2 separate regions of the Homo sapiens genome follow, and region 2 is linked to region 1. The links are chromatin loops, found by intact Hi-C in ENCODE. Cell type or tissue: PC-9. All regions are shown on one strand. Links, peaks and the distances in the headings refer to the core of each region. The heading gives the core; the rest is flanking DNA.

What was found. A loop is a pair of places that touch in the nucleus more often than their neighbours do. Peaks named below come from ENCODE experiments on the same cell type or tissue, not always from the same donor. Only the 100,000 strongest peaks of a DNase experiment are listed, where the experiment ranks them.
Region 2: it touches region 1 in a loop (11-fold over the local background); 4 of 110 quality-filtered maps call a loop at or near these places.

The regions. Positions count from the first base shown.
Region 1 is chr1:17,126,217-17,131,588 of GRCh38, reverse strand. No RefSeq gene overlaps it. Among named protein-coding and RNA genes, the nearest start is that of PADI2, 9.5 kb to the right of the region's middle. In PC-9, for the core only: no CTCF peak of the experiment used is centred there; a DNase peak (open chromatin) is centred at 3,048; H3K27ac peaks cover 3,327 bases.
Region 2 is chr1:17,211,896-17,217,267 of GRCh38, reverse strand. The region is part of intron 1 of PADI1 (peptidyl arginine deiminase 1); the gene reads right to left. Among named protein-coding and RNA genes, the nearest start is that of PADI1, 9.5 kb to the right of the region's middle. In PC-9, for the core only: no CTCF peak of the experiment used is centred there; DNase peaks (open chromatin) are centred at 1,597, 2,237, 4,247, 5,037 and 1 weaker place; H3K4me3 peaks cover 1,452 bases; H3K27ac peaks cover 4,529 bases.

The DNA.
Region 1 (5,372 bases), core at 93-5,092:
AGCCTGACCAACATGGAGAAACCCCGTCTCTACTAAAAAAAAAAAATTCAAAAATTAGCCGGGCATGGTGGCGCATGCCTGTAATCCCAGCTGCTCAGGAGGCTGAGGTAGGAGAATTGCTTGAACCCAGGAGGTGGAGGTTGCAGTGAGCCAAGATTGTGCCACTGCACTCCAGCATGGGCAAAAAGAGCGAAACTCCATCTCAAAAAAAAAAAAAAAAAGAAAGGGGAACGGCCACATACAAGTCCAAAACCCAGCAAGGCAGACATTAAATCTTAAAACTCCAAAATAATCCCCTTGACTCCATATCCTACATCCAGGGCACTCTGCCACAAGGAGTGGGCTCACAAGGCCTTGGGCAGCCCCAGCCCCATGGCTTTGCTGGGTGGGCACAGCCCACGTAGCTGCTATCACAGGTTGGAGTTGAGCTTTTCCAGGCTGAGGGTGCAAGCTGCCAGTGGCTCTACCATTCTGGAGTCTGGAGGGCAGTGGCCCCATTCTCCCAGCTGTGCTAGGCAGTGCCCTTGTGGGTACTCTCTGTGGGGGCTCCAACCCCACATTTCCCCTCACCATTGCCTTAGTAGAGTCTGTCTTCTGGGGCTCCATCCCAGCGCCATATTTCTTTTTGTCTTTTTTTTTTTTTTTTGAGACGGAGTCTCACTCTGTCACCCAGGCTGGAGAGCAGTGGCACAATCTCGGCTCACTGCAACCTCCACCTCCCAGGTTCAAGCAATTCTCCTGCCTCAGACTCCTGAGTAGCTGGAATTACAGGCACCCACCACCACACCTGGCTAATTTTTGTATTTTTAGTAGAGATGGGGTTTCACCATGTTGGCCAGGCTGCTCTCAAACTCCCGACCTCAGGTGATCCACCCACCTCGGCCTCCCAAAGTGCTGGGACTACAGGCGTGAGCCACTGCACCCTGCCAATGCTTCTTTTCATTTTTATTTTTTTCTTGCTTTTAGTATTTTGCCAAGGCTGGGTCATCCAGGCATTACGCTTCTTATACAGCTTGCAGGACTATGAGCTGAATAAACCTCTTTTCCTTATCAATTACCCAGCCTCAGGCATTCCTTATAATGCAAAGTGGACTAAAACACCAATTGAAACCAAACAAGTGGTGAAGCTACCTGGGAGGGTATTACTTAGCCCCAGATCTGACTTAAGAAATAGGAAATGCATATGCTGAACCCTGGGGACACAGACTATGCCACCACCCTTTTTAGGTTATGGGAAATCCTGTTTAAATGACTAACAATAGGACTTGTGTCCTATCAAGACCTTGGACAAAACCTCCATCCAAGCCTGAAGTTTCCGTGGACATTAAGGAATCTTAGAGGAGGTAGGAACCCCAAAAATGGGTTGGAAAACTAAGCTCGAAATTTTCTTGGTGTGACAACATCATTGCCTTAGTAGGCTCTCATTTTTTAAGCTTGACAAGAATTGAGCAAAGAAATGTTTCAGAGAATCAAACAATTTCAACTTTGGAATTTGAAATATTTTTAATATTTAAGAGAATATGGGCTATGTTAAGCTTGTCCAACCCTTGGCCAGTGGCTTTGAATGCAGCTGTAGCTTTAAATGCGGCCCAACACAAATTCGTAAACTTTCTTAAAACATTAAGAGATTTTTTTTCAATTCTTTTTTTTTTTTTTTTTTTTTTTTAGCTCATCAGCTATCATTAGTGTTAGTGTATTTTATGTGTGGCCCAAGACAATTCTTCTCCTTCCAGCGTGGCCCAGGGAAGCCAAAAGATTGCACACCCCAGTCTGTGTGAATAAAAAGTCAGTCTTAAGGTTTTAATTTAAATACACAAATGAGGCCGGGCACAGTGGCTCACGCCTATAATCCCAGCACTTTGGGAGGCCGAGGTGGGCGTATCGCCTGAAGTCAGGAGTTGGAGACCAGCCTGGCCAACATGGTGAAATCCTGTCTCTACTAAAAATACAAAAATTAGCCAGGCGTGGTAGTGGATGCCTGTAATCCCAGCTACTTGGGAGGCTGACAAAGGAGAATCGCTTGAATCTGGGAGATGGAGGTTGCAATGAGACGAGATCATGCCACTGCACTCCAGTCTGGGCGACAGAGCAAGACTCCGTCTCAAAAATAAAGTAAAATGCACAAATGAATCATTGATTGATTTAGACTTGTGATATTTTAAGTTGAAATTTTACTATGCTTGACAGAAGTGTTAAAAAGTTATAAAAATTTGAATTCATGATAAGCATAAGTTACCAGATTTCTAAGAATAATTTAAGTGCTTGAGAAAGTTGTGTTTGTTATTAAGGCAACTGAAGTATTTTTAAAAGAAATTGAATATGTTAAATCTATACATGCAGTTAAAAATGTTTAACTGTGTGTCAACCTGAAATAACCAGGAGCGTCAGAGTCTAATTTAAAAAGAGTTTAGGCCAGGCACAGTGGCTCACGCCAATAATTCCAGCACTTTGGGAAGCTGTGTGGATCCCTTGAGTCCAGGACTTCGAGACCAGCCTGGGCAACGTAGTGGGACACCGTCTCTACAAAAAATTTTAAAAATCAGCCATGTGTGGTGGCCCACACCTGTAGTCCCAGCTACTGAGGCTGAGGTGGGAGGATCACTTGAGCCCAGAAGGTTGAGGCTGCAGTGAACTGTGATTGTGCCACTGCACTCCAGCCTGGGCAACAGAGCGAGACCCTGTCTCAAAAAATAATAATAAAAAAAAATGTAAAATACACCAAAGTAAAATAAAATAGAGTTTATTCAAGCACAAGATTTGAGAACGGCCACCCAGAAACCTCAACTCCAAAGTAATGAACTCAGCATTCCGAAGTAGGGAAGTGAAGTTTTCATTTATAGAGGCAGGGACAGAGGAATTTTTAGCCAGATAACAACATTTTTCATACTAGGCTGGCGCATAGTTACAGCCATTTGACTGGTTATGGGCAGTGTTTCTTTTGGCGGAGGGCATATTTCACATTTTTTGTGAAGGGTATGATAGCTATGCGTTTCCTGTCATCTGTTCTACGCAGAGCAGGACAACAAAGGGGAAGTAGATGAGTCACAGGGTCATTAATTAAGAAGGCAGGAGGGTTTTGTCCCTGCTGTTCTTTAATTCTCTCTGGTCATTGTACAGAATAAGAAAAATAAGAAAGTGAGTTAATCTACAATCTGAGGAATAAAAGGCACATGACTCAGATCCCAGTCACAGCTCTCTCAAGGCTGAAGTGTGTCGGGGGTTCTGACAGATTTTAAATTATATTTTCATGCATGTTTAATTAGCCAAGATTGTCAATGGAACCAAATATTCAGTTGTATCATTTTAATAATTTTATAATAATTTTTAAAGTTTTTTTTTCTTTTTGAGACAGAGTCTCGCTCTGTCGCCCAGGCTGGAGTGCAGTGGTGCAATCTCCGCTCACTGAAACCTCTGCCTCCCGGATTCAAGTGACTCTCCTGCCTCAGCCTCCCAAGTAGCTGGGATTACAGTCATGCGCCACCATGCCCAGCTAATTTTTGTATTTTTAGTAGAGACAGAGTTTCACCATATTGGCCAGGCTGGTCTTGAACTCCTGACCTCAGGTGATCCACCTGCCTCGGCCTCCCAAACTGCTGGGATTACAGGCATGAGCCACCATGCCTGGCCCACTAAAGTTGTTATATTTTAAAAGAATACTTTTCCTAAATTTTTTCTTAAATTTTTAATCGTGGTAAAATATACATACCATACAATGTGCCATGTAAGCTATTTGTAAGTGTTCAGTTCAGCAGAGTGTTAGGTACGTTCACATTGTTAAATGCAGCCAATCTCCAAGACTCTTTTCATCTTGCAAAACTAGAATTCTACGCCCACTAAACGACAATTTGCCATTCCCCTCTCTCTTCAGCCCCCAGGGCAACCTCCTTTCTACTTTCTGTCCCTGTGAATCTGACTATTGTAGGTACCTCATTGAAGTGGAATCATATAGGCCAGGCACAGTGGCTCATGCCTGTAATCCCAGCACTTTGGGAGGCTGAGGTGGGAGGATTGCTTGAGCCTAGGAGTTCAAGACCAGCCTGGGCAACATAGTGAGACCCCATCTCTAGCAAATAAAAGAAAAAAGTGGAATTTGTCCTTAAGAGAAGATTTTTAACTTGAACTCAAAGCTAAAGTGGGATTGTTGAATTTGAAATGACAGTAAGTGGAATAATAATTTTTGAAAACCAAAGGAGATCCTTTTTTTTTTTTTTTTTGAGACAGGGTCTCACTCTGTCACCCAGGCTGGAGTGCAGTGGCCGACCTCGGCTCACTGCAACCTCTACCTCCCAGGCTCAAGCAATCTTCCCACCTCAGCCTCCGGAGTAGCTGGGACCACAGGCACACGCCAACACGCCTGGTTAATTTTTTTGCATTTTTGGTAGAGACGGGGTTTCACCATATTGCCCACGCTGGCCTCCAACTCCTGAGCTCAAGCGATCTGCCTGCCTCCGCCTCGACCTCCCAAAATAGTGAGATTACAGACATAAGCCACCGTACCCAGCCTACTATCTTTTTTTTTTTTTTTTTTGAGACAGAGTCTCGCTCTGTTGCCCAGGCTGGAGTGCAGTGGCATGATCTTGGCTCACTGCAGGCTCCCGGGTTCACACCATTCTCCTGCCTCAGCCTCCCTAGTAGCTGGGACTACCGGCGCCCGCCACCACGCTCAGCTAATTTTTTTTTGTATTTTTAGTAGAGACGGGGTTTCACCGTGTTAGCCAGGATGGTCTCGATCTCCTCACCTCATGATCCGCCCACCTCGGCCTCCCAAAGTGCTGGGATTACAGGCGTGAGCCACTGCGCCCAGCCCATTATCTTGTTTAAACCTCACAACCACCTGGGAAGGAGGTGCCATGATTAACCCCCATTTCACAGATGAGAAAACTGAGACTCAAGTGAGATGACTTGTCCAAGGTCTCCTAAGCCAGGAAGGGCTAGGATGTCAATCCAGGTGGACTGATTCTCGAGATGGAAAATGTGACCACATCATGGGGTATGGCAGAAATGATTATAGCGCCTTCTTCCAATGTGGTTGTAAATGACTGCGTGATGTTCTTCCTACACAAGGGTGTGTGTGTGTGCATGTGTGTGCATGCGTGCGTGTGTGTGTGCACGTGTATGTGCGTGTGTGCATGTTGTGTGTGTGCATGTGTTTGTGAGCATCCGTGCATGTTTTTTGCTCCTGCTAGGTTGCTCATAAGGATGGACCTGTGTCCCCACTCCCACCCGCACAGCACCTGACTCTGTGATTTGTTTATCAAGTGATTTTTAAAACGAATCAACGACCCAGGCTCACAGGACAAAGGCACTGAGGTAACAGGACAGGCCTGAAGGATGAGACACAAAAGACCTCCCTCTTTTACCAACTGGCTCTG
Region 2 (5,372 bases), core at 256-5,255, 86 kb before region 1:
ATGGAGTTTCAGCTCAGGTTCATCTTACAGTGGGTCCAGTAGCCCCTGAGCCCATGTGTGGTTCCGCCCCACCCCAACAAGTTCTGAAATGTGTAATTGGAATAGGCACCATCGGCAACGGGCAGAATCCCTACACTGGTACTCTTCAGAGTGCGGCTGGCCCCAGCGCACCTGGCTTAGGGCTCAGCCTCCCCTCTCCTCCTCTCCTCCCCTCCCTCCCCTCTCCTCCTCTCCTCCCCTCCCTCCCCTCTCCTCTCCTCCTTTCTTCTGTCTACACCCACTCCCTTGGTTTTCTCCACCTGCCACATCAATATGGTTAGAACTCTCAGACTTCTTGCTTTCTGAGTTTCTCCCTGGGTGTCTACCAGGCATTTTATTTTATTTATTTTTTATTTTTTGAGACAACGTCGTGCTCTGTCACCCAGGCTGGAGTGCAAAGGCATGATCTCAGCTCACTGCAACCTCTGCCTCCTGGGTTCAAGCGATTCTCCTGCCTCAGCCTCCCAAGTAGCTGGGATTACAGGAGCTCACCACCACGCCAGCTAATTTTTGTATTTTTAGTAGAGATGGGGTTTCGCCATGTTGGCCAGGCTGGTCTTGAACTCCCGACCTCAAGTGATCTGCCAACCTCGGCCTCCCACAGTGCTGGGATTACAGGCGTGAGCCACTGCGCCCAGCCCTACCAAGCATTTTAAATTTCACACATCCAAAGCCAAACTCCTGCTTCCCCATGCCCACTCCTTCCCCACTCCTTTCAAACCTGCTCCTGCCCAACCCACCGCAAGTCTGTCCATAGCAGCTCCACCTTCCAATTCAGCCTCACCTCCTCTTGTTCCCTCACTCGCACAGCCAGCCCCTCAGCAAATCCCATCAGCTCCACCTTCATAGCAACTGCAGACCCTGACCGCTCTCACCTCTGCCACAGCTCACATCCTGTCCAAGCCACCAGTTGCTTCCATGTGGATTTTTATCATAGGCCAGTGACCTGCTTCCCCTCTCTCCCCACAGTCCAGCTTCAACATAGCAGCCAGAGGGACCTTTTAAAATAGAAGTCCCGTTGCATCCCTCCTGCTCAGAGGCTGTCACCAGAGCCTGTGTGGCCTCCCAGGCTTTCCTGACCCATTGCTTTCCCTCCCCACGCCCTCTTGCTTGTTCCTGCCGTTCTTCAAGCATGCCAGGGCTGCAGCTCTGTCTGTCCGGAATGTTCCTGTCACCAATCCCTGCGGTCCGCCCAGCCCCTCACTTCCTTCTCTCAGGGTAGCATACGAGGCCTTTCTGATGTACCCTTCTTGCCTGTTGCAAATGGCGTGACACAAATGACACCATGAGTCTGGTTCCCCAACCCCAGCTTCATTCCAGCCCATGGCACCGGCCACCTCCCAGCCACCTGACAGAGCACATATCTGCTCATTGCAGTCTCTCCCTCTAAAATGCAGAGATTTTTTTTCTGTTTTATGCTGTCTGCATCGCTGCTGTCATCTCTGCATCCAGCTTAGTGCCTGGCATGAACCAGGGGCACAATCAACGCGTTCTGGACAAGGACACAGCGACTCAGGATGGTGGAGTGGCTTTCTCAGGACTGCCCAGCGGGGAGGTGGCTGAGTCATGATTGAATCCAGTCGGCCTGGCCCATGAGTTCCAAGAGCAAGTAGCCACAAGCCCAGGGCACCCAGCTGGCAGCAGAAGGGTTTCTAGCTCATGGGTGACTCCTGCTCCACCCCACTCAGGGACCACCGGTGCCAGACACAGCCCTTTCAAGGGAAGCAGGACTCTGTGGAGCCAATCCCTAGCTTTGGGCAAAAGTTGACATCTCTAAGTCACAGCCCCCTATTTGGAGTCTTGGTAGAAAATGATGATGATGATGATGATGACGATGATGATGATGATGAAAGAAGGGGGAAGAAATGACAGGTACAATTTCTCTGGGGCTATCAAGACCCTCCAAGCCCAGCCTAGCTTCCTGTAGTCTAGATCTGCTCCCTCCCCACCCCAAACTTGCTCAATAGCTCACACCTCTGTTCACCTCTCTCTGGGGTGCTGGGCTCCTGGTCTCAGTGTCTCCCTCCCCTGTGAGTAACAGATGAGTGGGCAGTGCCTAGAGGGGTCAGGCCTTGGGGGAAATGTGGCTTCCTGCAGGAGACACCTGCTATGCAGGTCTGAGGCCCAGGGCCACTCCCACAGGCATGGGGAGGGGCCTATTCTAGTTCCCAGCCCCACTGCCTTCAAGACTTGGTTCCCATCACCCCCATCCAGGTCAGCTTCAGCTACAGAAGAGCGGCAGGTACCCCAGCAGGAGCTTTGAAAACCACCAGGAAGAGGCAGGAGGAGGGGTCTGCTTATTCTCTCTGGCACCCAAGCAAGGCAGGTTATGCCGGGTGAGCCCTGCGCTGCCTTTGATTCTCATTCCCTTGGCATCCTACCCCAACCCTTGCCCCGGGGCTGGGAGACGGGGCTTATACTGCCTTTCCTTATCTCTCAGGTGCCCAGATCTGTGGGCCTGGTCATGGATGAAGGGCTGCCCTTGGGAGGTGTGACAGGCAGGAGTGGGAGCTTGTGGGGAGCCCCAGGCCACCCTGCAGTGGGCTGTATTGCGCCAGCTTTCTGGAGCTGCTCCCGGCTTCCTCCAAATCTAATAATCCTCTCCAAGATGCTTCTCTTTGGTGATGTCTCATGATGTAGCCCCCAGACCTAACCAACCCCCAGATATGCAGTACTGGCATGTCCCCAAATGCACAGTCAGGTGAGGTCACAGATTTGAAAGCACCCCTCCAAATAAAAAAGGCCAAATCATTACCACTACAGGAGTCACCCTGTCAGGTGTCTTGGTAATCACTGTTATATCATCATGGTTTCCACTGTTATGCTGATGAGCCTGCCCCTCACCAGGCTGCTCCCCCATCTCTGCTGGGCCAAGTCATGGGGCGGGGGGCAGGGGGGTCTTTTGCATTCTTCAAGACCCACTTCAAATGCCACCTCTTCCATGGAGTGAAGTGTGGGTTCTGTGTGGAGCATGGCCTCCAACTGGGTCACTCAACTGCCTCGATTTTCCTCCGCTGTAAAATGGACACAATCCCAAGAGCTACTTCCTAGACTGTTGGAGGGATTCCCTGAGATGATGACTTCTCAGCGTTAGATGCTGTCACCATGGTTACAATTACTCTTCTCAGAATCCCCAGACAGCCCAACTCACTCCAGCCAGAAACCTTATGTGCTTCCTCTGTGCCCCCATGGCCCTGGTTCAGACCTTCCTGGGGGCCACTTCACATCTCGTCTGCGCCGCCCAGAGCAGCGTCCTCCTACTCACCCTGCAATGCCCACCAACCTCATGCCCACAGCAGGGCCAGTTGCATCAGGTTCAATAGAGAGGTTATGGGCAGAATGGGGTGAATTCTTAGAGAATCTCACAAAAGGAGACGCGGAGGGCGGGATGAGGAGTGTAAAACCAACTACTCTCCACCCCTGCCCGCCTCCTGTGGTAAGGTGCAGGTTCACCCACTGGTTATGGCATAAGGCAGCATGTTCCATGGGTTCTAGTGGGGCAGGGAAAGAGCCTGCATTTTCAAGCACCTGCCGTGTGCCAGGCACGTGCTTAGCTTTTGCTATCCATGATCTCATCTAGACTTCACTCCAACTCCTGCTCCCCGACCAAGGTAGGTGTTACTTGTCACAGGGTAATGACGGCCGGTAATGCAGGAGTAAAAGAATTTACCAGGACAGCTGTGTGTAAAGGAAAGCAGATTGATTACAGAAAGTAGGAAAATACATCGCCAGAGACACAAAAGTCAGCCTTCAAGAAAGAAGCCTCTCTCTGGGGTGAAGCCGACTGCAAAGAAACAAAGACTTGCTGGGGATTTTATAGGACGATGTTTATCTGTCTGTTGAAGAGGGCTTTGTGCAGTACTGATTATGCCCAGGCCGCGGGGAGCTCAGTTGCAGGGGTCTGGTGAAAGCTGGGTGCAGGAAGATTGTGAGTTACTTGCATAGGAGGGCAATGCGTCCTGGACCATGAAGAAAGGCAGGCTTGGAGCTGATCAGCTTTCTTTTCTTTTTTTACTTTTCCCTGCTCCTACCAGCCTGGTAGGAGATTACGTCCCCACTTCACAGATGAAGAAATCTCGGAGAAGTTAAGTAACTTTACTCAGGTCACCCAGATAGCAAAGTGAGAAGCTGTCCTGGCTGGTATTAAAATGAGTGCGTGTGTGCCCTGAGCATGCCCTTGTCGGGGACTGGAAGGAGGAGACGATCAGGGATGTCGGAAGGAAACAGGAATGTGTTGAGAGAGTGTGCAATTCGAGCTCCTCTGCATGGCTCTTTGGCAGCAGGCCAGGGAGGCCTAGGGAGGGTGGCGGCACCAAGGCAGGAAAGCCACAGCCCCCTGGCCCCACCACACACCCACATCTTACAGCGGCAAGGCGAGGGGGGTGGTGCCTGTGATCTTCTTGTCCTTGTCTGCCCTAAAATGACAGAAGAGACCAGGGAGCATCTTGCATAGCATAGGCCTTGGGTCAGAGACGGGCCTTGGAGGTCATCCCGGCCAGCCCCCTGCCCACTCCCAAAGACTGACAGCTCACTACCTCACACCCCTCTCTGCTTTGACAGTTCAGGTAATTAGAAAGCTTTTCCTTTTGCGTGGCTGCAACTTGCTTCCCAGAAGCCTCGGCCCACTGGGGCTCCACCGGCCAAATCTTAGGTCAACAGCTCAGAAATGTACCACCTGGTCTCTAGGGAGAAGAGAAATACAGCAGTCACAGAGGAATGCTTCCCTGCCAACTGTCCTATCCTGCACTTTGGACATGGCCAGATCCTGGGGGCAGAAACTGAGTGGGTGGGGGTGGGGGCCAATGTGCTCTTGGGGGTCGTCTGGGGCACTGTGCTGGATGAGTGGTGGGGGCAGGAGGGGGAGAATCAGGCAGAATCGGACGAAAAGGCTGAAGAGCAGGCACTGCTGGCTGAGCCTGTGGCTCCCCTGCACGCCTGGCCAGGATCTGGCCTGCCAGGAGCCCCACAGGTGCCAGCCGCTAGGTGTCCTGGAATGAAGCCACAAGAAATGCCGTAGGGTCAGGCAGCAGGGCCCAGCAAATCTCCTGGGGTGACCAGCTCCGTGGGTGATTCTGCCTGGAGCCAGGGATCTGCCTGGAGGCTGATAGTCCCGGGGTACTGGCCGCCACCCCGTGAGCTCCAGCTAAAGGCCAGCAGCTTCCCTGGGGCACACAGGGCTCCCATTAGTGCTGCCAGTGGCTCTGCCTCAACGTACCTTCCTGGGTAGCTACTGTACATCAGGTCCCATGCTGGGCACCAGGAAAGCAGAGACAAATCATCCTTGGCTTTGCCCTTGTGGGGTCCACAGAGTCTACGGAGGGTTTTTACTCCAT